Linked DNA regions of Homo sapiens: region 2 is linked to region 1. The links are chromatin loops, found by intact Hi-C in ENCODE. Cell type or tissue: mammary epithelial cell. All regions are shown on one strand. Links, peaks and the distances in the headings refer to the core of each region. The heading gives the core; the rest is flanking DNA.

The links. Hi-C counts contacts between places; a loop is a spot of excess contacts. Peaks named below come from ENCODE experiments on the same cell type or tissue, not always from the same donor. Only the 100,000 strongest peaks of a DNase experiment are listed, where the experiment ranks them.
Region 2: it touches region 1 in a loop (4-fold over the local background); 1 of 110 quality-filtered maps calls a loop at or near these places.

What each region holds. Positions count from the first base shown.
Region 1 is chr4:98,584,776-98,590,628 of GRCh38, forward strand. All of the region lies in intron 1 of TSPAN5 (tetraspanin 5), which reads right to left. Among named protein-coding and RNA genes, the nearest start is that of TSPAN5, 71 kb to the right of the region's middle. In mammary epithelial cell, for the core only: no CTCF peak of the experiment used is centred there; no DNase peak of the experiment used is centred there; H3K4me3 peaks cover 210 bases; H3K27ac peaks cover 344 bases.
Region 2 is chr4:98,718,054-98,722,979 of GRCh38, forward strand. No RefSeq gene overlaps it. Among named protein-coding and RNA genes, the nearest start is that of TSPAN5-DT, 62 kb to the left of the region's middle. In mammary epithelial cell, for the core only: no CTCF peak of the experiment used is centred there; a DNase peak (open chromatin) is centred at 3,068.

The sequences.
Region 1 (5,853 bases), core at 745-4,744:
GTAAAAGGAACTTCAGAAAAGATGGAGTGACCAAGAGAATTGAATGTGTCTTGAATGAGAAGGCACAATTTATCCTCAGAGTGCTCAAAGTTCCACATTCAATCTAATTCCTTCTATCCACAACAAATACCACTAAGAAGGGATTTAACATTTGAGGATACACTGTGTCCTCCTTCCACCGCTTCCCAAGTAAGCTGGCTGGTGGCTGGCTTAAAGAGAATAGCATTCTTCTCACAATTTCTTCACCCAGCTTTACCTCTGACAGAACTCAAAGCAAGTGACTTATCTGTGTCAGGACTAATGTTGAAAGAGCACTAGATCTGCAGTCAAAAAACCTAATTTTTAAAAAGTTTTTTCAAAATTCTTATACATTTAGGGGGTACAAGTGCATATTTTCTGGTGTGCATATATTGCATAGCAACAAACTCTAGGCTTGTAGTGTACCCATTACCCGAATGGTGAACACTGTAACAAACAAGCAATACTTCAACGTTCAGCCTCCCACCTTTGGTAGTCTCCAATGTCTATTATTCCACTCTCTCTCTTTTTTTTTTGAGGCAGTCTTGCTCTGTCACACAGACTGGAGTGCAGTGGCGCAATCTTGGCTTACTGCGACCTCTGCCTCCGGGGTTCAAACAATTCTCCTGCCTCAGCCTCCCAAGTAGCTAGGATTACAGGCATGCACCGCCACACCTGGCCATTTTTTGTATTTTCAGTAGAGATAGGTTTTCAGCATGTTGGCAAGGCTGGTCTCAAACTCCTGACCTCAAGTGATCCACCTGCCTCAGCCTCCCAAAGTGCTGAGATTAAAGGCGTGAGCCACTGCGCCCAGCCTATTATTCCACTCTCTATGTCCATGTGTATCCATTGTTTAGCTTCCACTTGTAAGTGGGAACATGTAGTATTTTACTTTCTGTTTCTGAGTTATTTCACTTAGGATAATAGCCTCCAGTTCCATCCATGATGCTGCAAGATGTGTTAAGAAGCCTGTTTTCTAGTCTAGACTGCCCCAAACCAGATGGATGCCCTTGGCAATTTATTTCACCTCTCTGGGTGCCAATCTCCTCCACTGTGAAATGAGACACTGTAGAAGATCAGTAAAGTTCCTTGTTCTCCCAGAACTTGCAGGCTACATATTCAGGTGGGAAGATGGGCTGAAATTTTGCTCTCTAGCTGCTAACTAAATCGTATTTTTAAATTCTGCTTCTCAGACTCTTGAAAAGTTGGCCTGAGAACATAAGACACCACCAAACAATCTGGAAGAACCAGTGCTATTACAACAAAGCAATGAGAGAGTCAAGATTCCTTAAATGTAGGTCTGGAATTCAATGTCAATTGATAGCTGATCCTTTTCATGCCAGTGCTGCCAAATGTACCAGGAAAGTTCTTTAAAAGCAGACTGAAGTTTTAAGAGTCCACACTATTATTTTCTTCTTAAGTCTAGGTAAAATCCCTTCCAATTAGTTTAAAAGTAGTATTTTGAAAATGTTACCAAAATAATACATGTTTCTCACTTTTTCTCCTTCCTCTCCTTTTTCTACTAACGACTGAAGACATTTTGGGACAATCTAACCTTTCCCCATTAACTGACTTGTCTGTGTGAAGAAACCAGACTGCAGATTTGCTGTTGGCCTTGTGTAATTTCTGAGCCAGGGCATGGTTTCCAAGGTAACAAGTTAAAAAAAAAGAAGGCACAAATAGGTCTAGCACATTTAATATGTAAATGAACTAGGTCACTAAGTATTTCACTAATAGGCAAGATGATAGATTAAACCCTTCTATTCTTTTTCCTCCATTTACCCTAGGAGGAATTTATTTGGGGCTTTTACAGCAGACATAATGATTTTCCTTTGGCAATGCAGTTTCCAAAATACAAAACTCCAAAGAGAGTTTGTTACAGTTAATCAAGCGAAAAGCAGCTTCTGTTGAGGAATCTAAATGGAGAAAGGAGAGGGGGTCCTGAAGCACTGAATCTAATTCTAGACACTTGTTTTTGCAGTTCTCTTACAGATAACACACAATAGCGTGCACATGCACCCTTGCCAACTCTTCACACAGTGAGAGTTAGAGTTCCCATTCTCATATTCCCACCAAGCCAGCGGCATGCACAAGAAACTCACAGTTCTGAAGCTGGAGGAGTGACTTTGGCTTCCAAAGGGAAAAGGGGAGCCAAAGTGGTCGTGCCCTGTCCTGCCCCTTGGACAAAGGCAGGGAATTGAATGCACCGGCAGTTGGGAGGCAGGGTGGGGCAAAAGCCAAGGGTGAGGGCTGAGGGAGAGCAGCTTTTCCTTGGATGGACATCCTTCGATGGCCAGCATGCAGCGCAGCCATCACACATGCCAAGGGCTGCTTCCCAGCCTGCCTTCAGGAAAAGTGGAGGGCGCCAAAGAAGGGCATTCATAACAATGCAGTAACAAAAGCAGATAGATGCTCTGGGGGACATGGGCAGAGAAGAAGCAACAGCACTGTGTGTGCCAGTGATCCAATTAGAAAGCCCAGCTTCCACACGCAGGCTGAGGCTTCCACAGCTTAAACCCCGTGGTATCCAGACACCATGATTTCTAGAGTTCTTAGTTGCAGACAAAGCCCCACTGTGTTTTCCCGGGTGACCATGCTGCCAATTTGTCTCATACCTTCCAAAGAAGCCTAATTATTAGCTTCTTCCTCGGCTGTCTGGCTTTTTCTTAGCTCCATGAAGACTGAACATATATTTCCTCCTCTAAAGAAGGTAGGCAGGGTTGGGGAAGACAAGCAAGTCTGGAACAGAAACTCCGCCCATCCATACCCCAGTGAAGCAAGGCACATCGCCATCTCCATAAACACCAAGGTGCTGGCCGGGCGCAGTGGCTCATGCCTGTAATCCCAGCACTTTAGGAGGCTGAGGCGGGCAGATCACGAGGTCAGGAGATTGAGACCATCCTGACCAATATGGTGAAACCCTGTCTCTACTAAAATACAAAAAAATTAGCTGGGCATGGTGGTGCGTGCCTGTAGTCCCAGCTTCTCAGGAGGCTGGGGCAGGGGAATCGCTTGAACTGAGGAGGCGAAGGCAGCAGTGAGCCAAGATCATGCCACTGCACTCCAGCCTGGTGACAGAACAAGACTCCGTCTCAAAAACAGCAACAACAACAACAACAACAAAACAAGGTGCTTGGATCTGGGGCCCCAAAACCTATCCAAGTTTTCAAATAACAGTTGGTCTCTTCGGCATTTCCCTGAAGGTGTTCACTACACTTCTTGCCCTGTCCTTTCACTTTGAGTTCCTAAATGAAACCCGTCGTCGGCCATCCTCCCGCCCTGCACAGTCTATTCTGCAAACTAGATATTCTGTGTCACACTTTTCAGAGTCCTTTCATTTTCCTGTTTTGTAAAAGTGGTTGTGTCTCGGAAAGTTAAAACGAATTAACTTCATCATGGCCTGCAGGATGAAAGAGATAAAATGAAAAAGGATTAGGCTTTCAAGACATCACTGAGAAGCCTTTTAAATGAGCCAAGTGTGCCGATGTCACATGAATGGGGTGGCCAGTAACAGAGACCGCAGAAGATCACAGAAATCTGTTTCCACCGTATGTTTCGCTAAGTAAAGAAAGGACAGTGCTGGGTGTTAACTTCGGTTCAAAAAAAAAAAAAGTTAACAACATCCCTTTTCTGTTCCCAAGTCTATTACTTCTAAAAAAGATATTTTAACATTATCACTATTTTTTAAAGAATGTCTTTTCTCATCTTTTGCTTTGAATATATTTAATATAATTTATTCTCTCTTCCCATAGGTCCTTCATATTATTTCCACTCATTATTGTTGAAATCTTCCAGTTTTCTCATTATTCCCAATGCTTCAAAATAAAAGAGAAATTTAGTAAGATTAAATAATGGAAAAAGGAAGCCAAAGAATATCCAGTTACGATGTTCAAAGAGATAAGCTGGCCCTGAGGCATATTTATCTGTCCTAAAAGAACTTCACCAAAGAGAAATTTAAGCTCTACAATAACTTGTGTGTGGCCTAGAAGACTTCAAATGTTGTTTCTCTAATGTGAATGTTGAAATAATGTCATTGAGTTTACATTTAATAACATCTTACGTTTGCAGAGTGCTTTGTTTTTTAAGGTGTCTTCATTTATAACATATCATTTTATCCTTTTGATAAAAGGATAGATTAACAACCCTAGAAAGCTGGCTAGAAATTAAGCTATGATTACTGCATTCTATACATGAGAAAACTGAGGCCCAGCACAGGTTAAGGGCCTGGAAAGGGACACACAGCAGAAATGTGACAGTGTTGGAACCAGACTCCACACTCCTGATCCCTAATCCAGGGCTCCTGCTTCAACACCTTCCTCTTTGATGCTCTCTACGTGTGAAGAAAGTTCACCCTAGATTAGTACATGCTGGAAACAAGTGGAAACAAGACCTAGGTTATCCTTAATGCCAGACAGTTGTATTCTGCCACACTGTGAATTCCAGGATAGCAAGCACTGGTCAGCAAATTGGCGCAAACATATATTTGCATTATAATATTTCTTATGGGTCAATTAATCTCCTGGAACTAAGAACAATCCTGGTCTGGAAGCATGACTGAGACCCAGATGTCAGTGCTTAACAGCTGCATTACTGGCCTGACTTAGAGAAGAGGCCGGAAATACTCCCAGAGTTGTTCACTTAAGGCCTGTGATGATGGCCCTAGCAGACAAAGGAAAGGGAAGGAGGGCAATTACCAGAGAACTTAATTCCCTATAAACACCAATTGGAGTGACTGATGAGGGCATGAGGGGCACCTTTCTTTCCTCCTTAGCAGGATTCTTTACATTAACTGGATAATTGCTTCTTTTCTCCAACTGCCTAGACCCACAACCCGGAACTGGCACGCCAGCTACGCGCAGACTACCAGAATTAGGTTCAAAACAGAAACAGCAACAATGTAATTAAGCTTTTTACAAACATGATACCATGGCACAAAATTTTTCATTACCTTGTGTTAATGAAAACCATTTTCTCTGACCAACGCGTAAAATGTTGGAGCAAAATAAACTGAATCGTCTATCTGGTGTTGCAGTGTCAGTGCAGGCCTAGCATGGGAATGTCTCTGTGGAAGGTGGTGGGGTTTTTCTCCCCTTTTTCTCTTTAAAGAATCTGCTGAGTTATTTCAATAGCACTTCTAGCTCTATTTACATAGTCACACTACCTCTCTCCTGTGCTGTAATTACAGGAAAGGTGCTACCAATGATCAGATTTACTTTCAGTATCCCATCCTACTGTACGAAATTCCAGTCACATCACTGCATATCACAAAGACATGCTGCAAAGGTACACAACACAGACCATGAAATGAAACGGCACTACCCCCACTTCAAAAGGTACCTTTAACAAAAACCATCTGCTAAAGATGGTCCCAAACTCTTATCATCTGATTCTCATATTCAATTTATAAAATGAATAGGGTGCTGCTAGGCATACAATTTATGTGAAATAGGGACCTGAGCCAGGAAGCTGCCCAATAAAGGAAGGAAATGAACTCAGGTTTACCAAGTGCCTATGATGTGCCAGGCACAACACCTATGACTCTCACTTATTTCATCTCATCTAATTTTCCAGAAAACTCTGTAAAGTGGATATTCCCATCTTACAGGTGAGGACACTAAGGCTCAAGAGATGAATTGGCCAGGCGTGGTTGCTCACTCCTGTAATCCCAGCACTTTGGGAGGCCGAGGTGGGCAGATCACGAGGTCAGGAGATCGAGACCATCCTGGCTAACACGCTGAAACCCCGTCTCTACTAAAAATACAAAAAATTAGCCAGGTGTGGTGGCATGTGCCTGTAGTCCCAGCTACTCAGGAGGCTGAGGCAGGAGAATCACTT
Region 2 (4,926 bases), core at 927-4,926, 130 kb after region 1:
GAGACTTAACATCTCTCAGAGCAATCCTCAAGTAAGGAAGGATGGGAACTGATGGACACATGCTCTGGCCTCCTGTCGTTCAGGGGACAGTCCTGGGAGGAACACCATATGCTTCTCAGAGCTCTGGGTGAAATTGAATCCCCACTGTCCATGGCTAGACCTTGGTAATGTACTATATTTGCTTTTCCTCCTTCCCTTTCTCACTCTTCCTTTTCCTTTTTTTTTTTTTTTTTTTTTTGAGACTAAGTCTCGCTGTGTCACCCAGGCTGGAGTGCAGTGGTGCAATCTCAGCTCACTGCAACCTCTGCCTCCCTGGTTCAAGTGATTCTCCTGCCTCAGCCTCCCTAGTAGCTGGGATCACAGGCACCCACCATCATGCCCGGTTAGTTTTTGTATTTTCAGTAGAGACCAGGTTTTACTATGTTGGCCAGGCTGGTCTCGAGCTCCTGACCCCAGGTGATCTACCGGCCTCGGCCTTTCAAAGTGCTGGGATTATAAGCATGAGCCACCGCACCCAGACCCTTTCCCTCCTTCTTAATCTTTGAGATAACCTCTCAAACAGAATATCTGCATCCAAGTCCTTGTATGCAATTTGGCTTTTAGGAAAACTATTAAATAAAAGAGAATCTAAACTTAACAGAATCTAACTGACTTAGGAAAAAAATAACTAAACAAATTATTTCATGAATCCAAATAAAGTCTTTTCAATATGATATATACAAATGTTTTTAAAAGAATAGGAAGGAGTTTGCTAAAAGAACTACTTGGGGAAGTACAGCTAGTCCTTGGAAGAACAAAAGAAACTGAGGTCAAAACTTACAAATTAATAGTGAAATTTAGCAATCTTATAGAACAGAGGGTTGTTGTCTCTGAACCCATTTCTCATCCACTTGGCAGCTGGAAAAGTCAAAAGTAGATGAGGAGCAACTGAACATGGAAAGGAAACCAGGGACACCTTAAGAGCCAACCTTCTTTTCAGAGAGGTGCCAACAACTACTAGCAACACTATTGCACTACATCATATTTCCAGGTAAAATGGGAACAGAGAATGTGAAAATCTATTCTGGGGAGCAGCGTTTCACAAATAAAAACTTAAAAGGAAATAGAAAAAAAATCAATTAGAAAATACTGTTATTGCAACAAAAGCCAAAATTGACAAATGGGATCTAATTAAACTAAAGAGCTTCTGCACAGCAAAAGAAACTACCATCAGAGTGAACAGGCAACCTACAAAATGGGAGAAAATTTTCGCAACCTACTCATCTGACAAAGGGCTAATATCCAGAATCTACAATGAACTCAAACAAATTTACAAGAAAAAAACAAACAACCCCATCAAAAAGTGGGCGAAGGACATGAACAGACACTTCTCAAAAGAAGACATTTATGCAGCCAAAAAACACATGAAAAAATGCTAACCATCACTGGCCATCAGAGAAATGCAAATCAAAACCACAATGAGATACCATCTCACACCAGTTAGAATGGCAATCATTAAAAAATCAGGAAACAACAGGTGCTGGAGAGGATGTGGAGAAATAGGAACACTTTTACACTGTTGGTGGGACTGTAAACTAGTTCAACCATTGTGGAAGTCAGTGTGGTGATTCCTCAGGGATCTCAAACTAGAAATACCATTTGAACCAGCCATCCCATTACTGGGTATATACCCAAAGAACTATAAATCATGCTGCTATAAAGACGCATGCACACATATGTTTATTGTGGCATTATTCACAATAGCAAAGACTTGGAACCAACCCAAATGTCCAACAATGATAGACTGGATTAAGAAAATGTGGCACATATACACCGTGGAATACTATGCAGCCATAAAAAATGATGAGTTCATGTCCTTTGTAGGGACATGGATGAAATTGGAAATCATCATTCTCAGTAAACTATCGCAAGAACAAAAAACCAAACACTGCATATTCTCACTCATAGGCGGGAATTGAACAATGAGAACACATGGACACAGGAAGGGGAACATCACACTCTGGGGACTGTTGTGGGGTGGGGGGAGGGGGGAGGGATAGCATTGGAAGATATACCTAATGCTAGATGACGAGTTAGTGGGTGCAGCGCACCAGCATGGCACATGTATACATATGTAACTAACCTGCACATTGTGCACATGTACCCTAAAACTTAAAGTATAATAATAATAAAAAAAAAAAAAGAAAATACAGTTATTGGCTGGGTGTGGTGGCTCATGCCTGCAATCCCAGCACTTTGGGAGGCTGAAGTGGGAGGATCACTTGAGGCCAGTAGTTCAAGAGCAGCCCAGGCAACATAGTGAGACCCATGTCTACAAAAAATTTAAAAATTAGCTGCATGTGGTGGCATGCACCTGTAGTCCTAGCTACCCAACAGACTGGGGCAGGAGGATCACTTGAGCCCAGGAGTTTGAGGCTGCAGTGATCTATGATTATATCTCTACATTTCAGCCTGAATGACAGAGCAAGACTGTTTCTGTCTCTAAAAAAGTTAAAATTAAAAAAAACAGCGATTTTAAAAATATGTCATTATTATTTTTAAAATACAGAAAAATACTAAATTTGAGAAACTTGGAAGGCAATTGAATTAATAAAAGCTCTAATGAACAAAATGATTTCAGTGTCAAAATGCAGTATCATTTTCAAATACCCACAGAAATACAATCTGATTTACTAAACCAATCGTTAAAAGAATTCCTTAGGCAAACTGGTCTAGTGAAAAGTTGAAAACAGCTTATAATGTGTGATATTGGTTATTTTTCACTTACAAATTCCTGAAATAGTATATTGTTGTAAGCATTTTAAATATCTTCCTGTGCTTCTGTTTATTGTATTTATGGAGAAGATTATTTTTAAAGTGGTAAATCCTTATTCAACCTTGTTTTAGGATATCACAAATGATGCTTTAGTAATGTCTAGATTAATGGCATTCTCCTACCATGACATGTACTGACAGAGCACGACACACAAAGCTGAGAACCTATAATTTTTTCTATATTTAACTTTGGTCAGCCGCTTATTAATGTTGAGTCAAGTTGTGGTTTCTGAATTTCTAGAGAGTGGCAGAGAAGTTGGAAAAGATCCAGAGAGAAATGACAGAAACCATTCAGATGATGAAGGATAAGACCTAGGAGGAAAGGTGAAAGAAGTTGAACTACCTTCACCTTGAAAATTATAGGCCAAGGACTGATTTAATAACTTTCTTCAAGAACAGGATGGTTTATTTTGAGGAGGATGCTAGCTGGCTTTTCTCTGTCTCTATAGAGATGAAAACCAGACAAAATGGGATTAGAATGCAACCAGAGAATTATCTTTGACCTAAGGCAGAACACAGCTGCAAAGGTGATTAAACTCTGTCATTACCAACACCGGAGAGCTTTGAAAATGTGCTCAGCAACCATTAGTTATGGGTAGTTTAGGCAAGTCACTGGAGGAGGAAATCCCTTTCAACTCTATGTCTCCATGTATTTGATTTCTCAAAAGCCAAATTAATAGGTTTAGTCAGTGTATAGGAGAGAACAGATTTCCCAAAGAGGAGTACAAGGTGACCAGAATATATCATCTTTCATTCTGAAGCTAGAAAGTTTCAACACAAAATGAATATTAGCCATATGCCAAAGTCACACAACTCTAAGAGGTGGTTTGCAAAAGCTATTAATAAAGCTAGTTATTTCCCAAATTTCATAAATGGACTAATAGAAACCATGTTGCAACAAATCTAAGGGAAACTGAGATTTAATAAGATTCATTACACATCTATTGAACACCTGCTATGTTTCAAAGAGCGTTCCAGGCACTGGAGATTCCAAGCCTAATATGACATGTCCTTGCCCTTGGGAGCTGACAATCTGGGGAGGAAAGAGACACATTACTGGCAAATCTTGTGATAGAGAGAAACACAACATGCTATGAGAGTACCTGAGTGGGACCCCCAGTCCAAAAGGGGCATTCAGGGAAGGCTCCCCAAAAACAGACGCTGCAGATGAGCTTCGTAGATAGATTAGGTGTAAAACTGGCACAGGAGGGATTTATTGTAGAGAAGGTGTATGCTGAATAAATAACAGTACAAAGAATAAATATGTTTTCAATGCTGACTAAATACTGGACAGTGTATGAAGTGCTTAGTCAGTATAAATTTATTTTATCATCAGGCCATCTCTAGTTTATTCATTCATCAAATATTTGATTACCTGCTATGTTCTAGGGACTCTGCATACAACAGTGAGTCAAACACAGATTCTGCTCACTGAGAGCCTAGTGCAAGGAGGGATGCTATTCAAAAATAAAGCAATCACATATGAATATTATAAAATTATAAACAAGCTGCTGAAAATATGTGACATTTATATAAAACAAAAGTATCTCCAAACTGTATGTTTCTAAATGTACATGCATATGTCAATGTACTTTTAAAATATTAACAACTCAACTTTTAAAATTATTAGTATACAAAACAGGTAACCTGGTTAAATCTTAGAGATGGGGCAGAAATGTCCACTGAGCCCAGGCCTTGTGTAACTCCTTAGTTAAGTCCAATATAGTCTGGTACTAAAATGTCTTAAGGGGTAGACTACTTAGCATCTCCATCTTTTTCCTCTGCCTTATCAAAGACTTCCAGAATTGCCACCACTTGACAGAGTTGTTTGTTGTTGTTGTTTTTAAAGAGTCTCTTTTACTTACTTTTTTTTAAAGAGTCTTATCCTTTTTTTTTAAAAGAGTCTCTTTTACTTACTCTTACCAGGACTGCTGTTTCATTAATCTAGTTTGTTATGGCCCAGAAAACAAGAGAATAGATGGGAGAGAAACCTGCCACATCTGATTGTAACAAACACGTTTTTACATACTGACAGGGAAATGTTTAAACAGTCACATCAAAATATTCTGCTTCAATGGTATTACACGTAATCAGTACAAAAATTTAATTTTA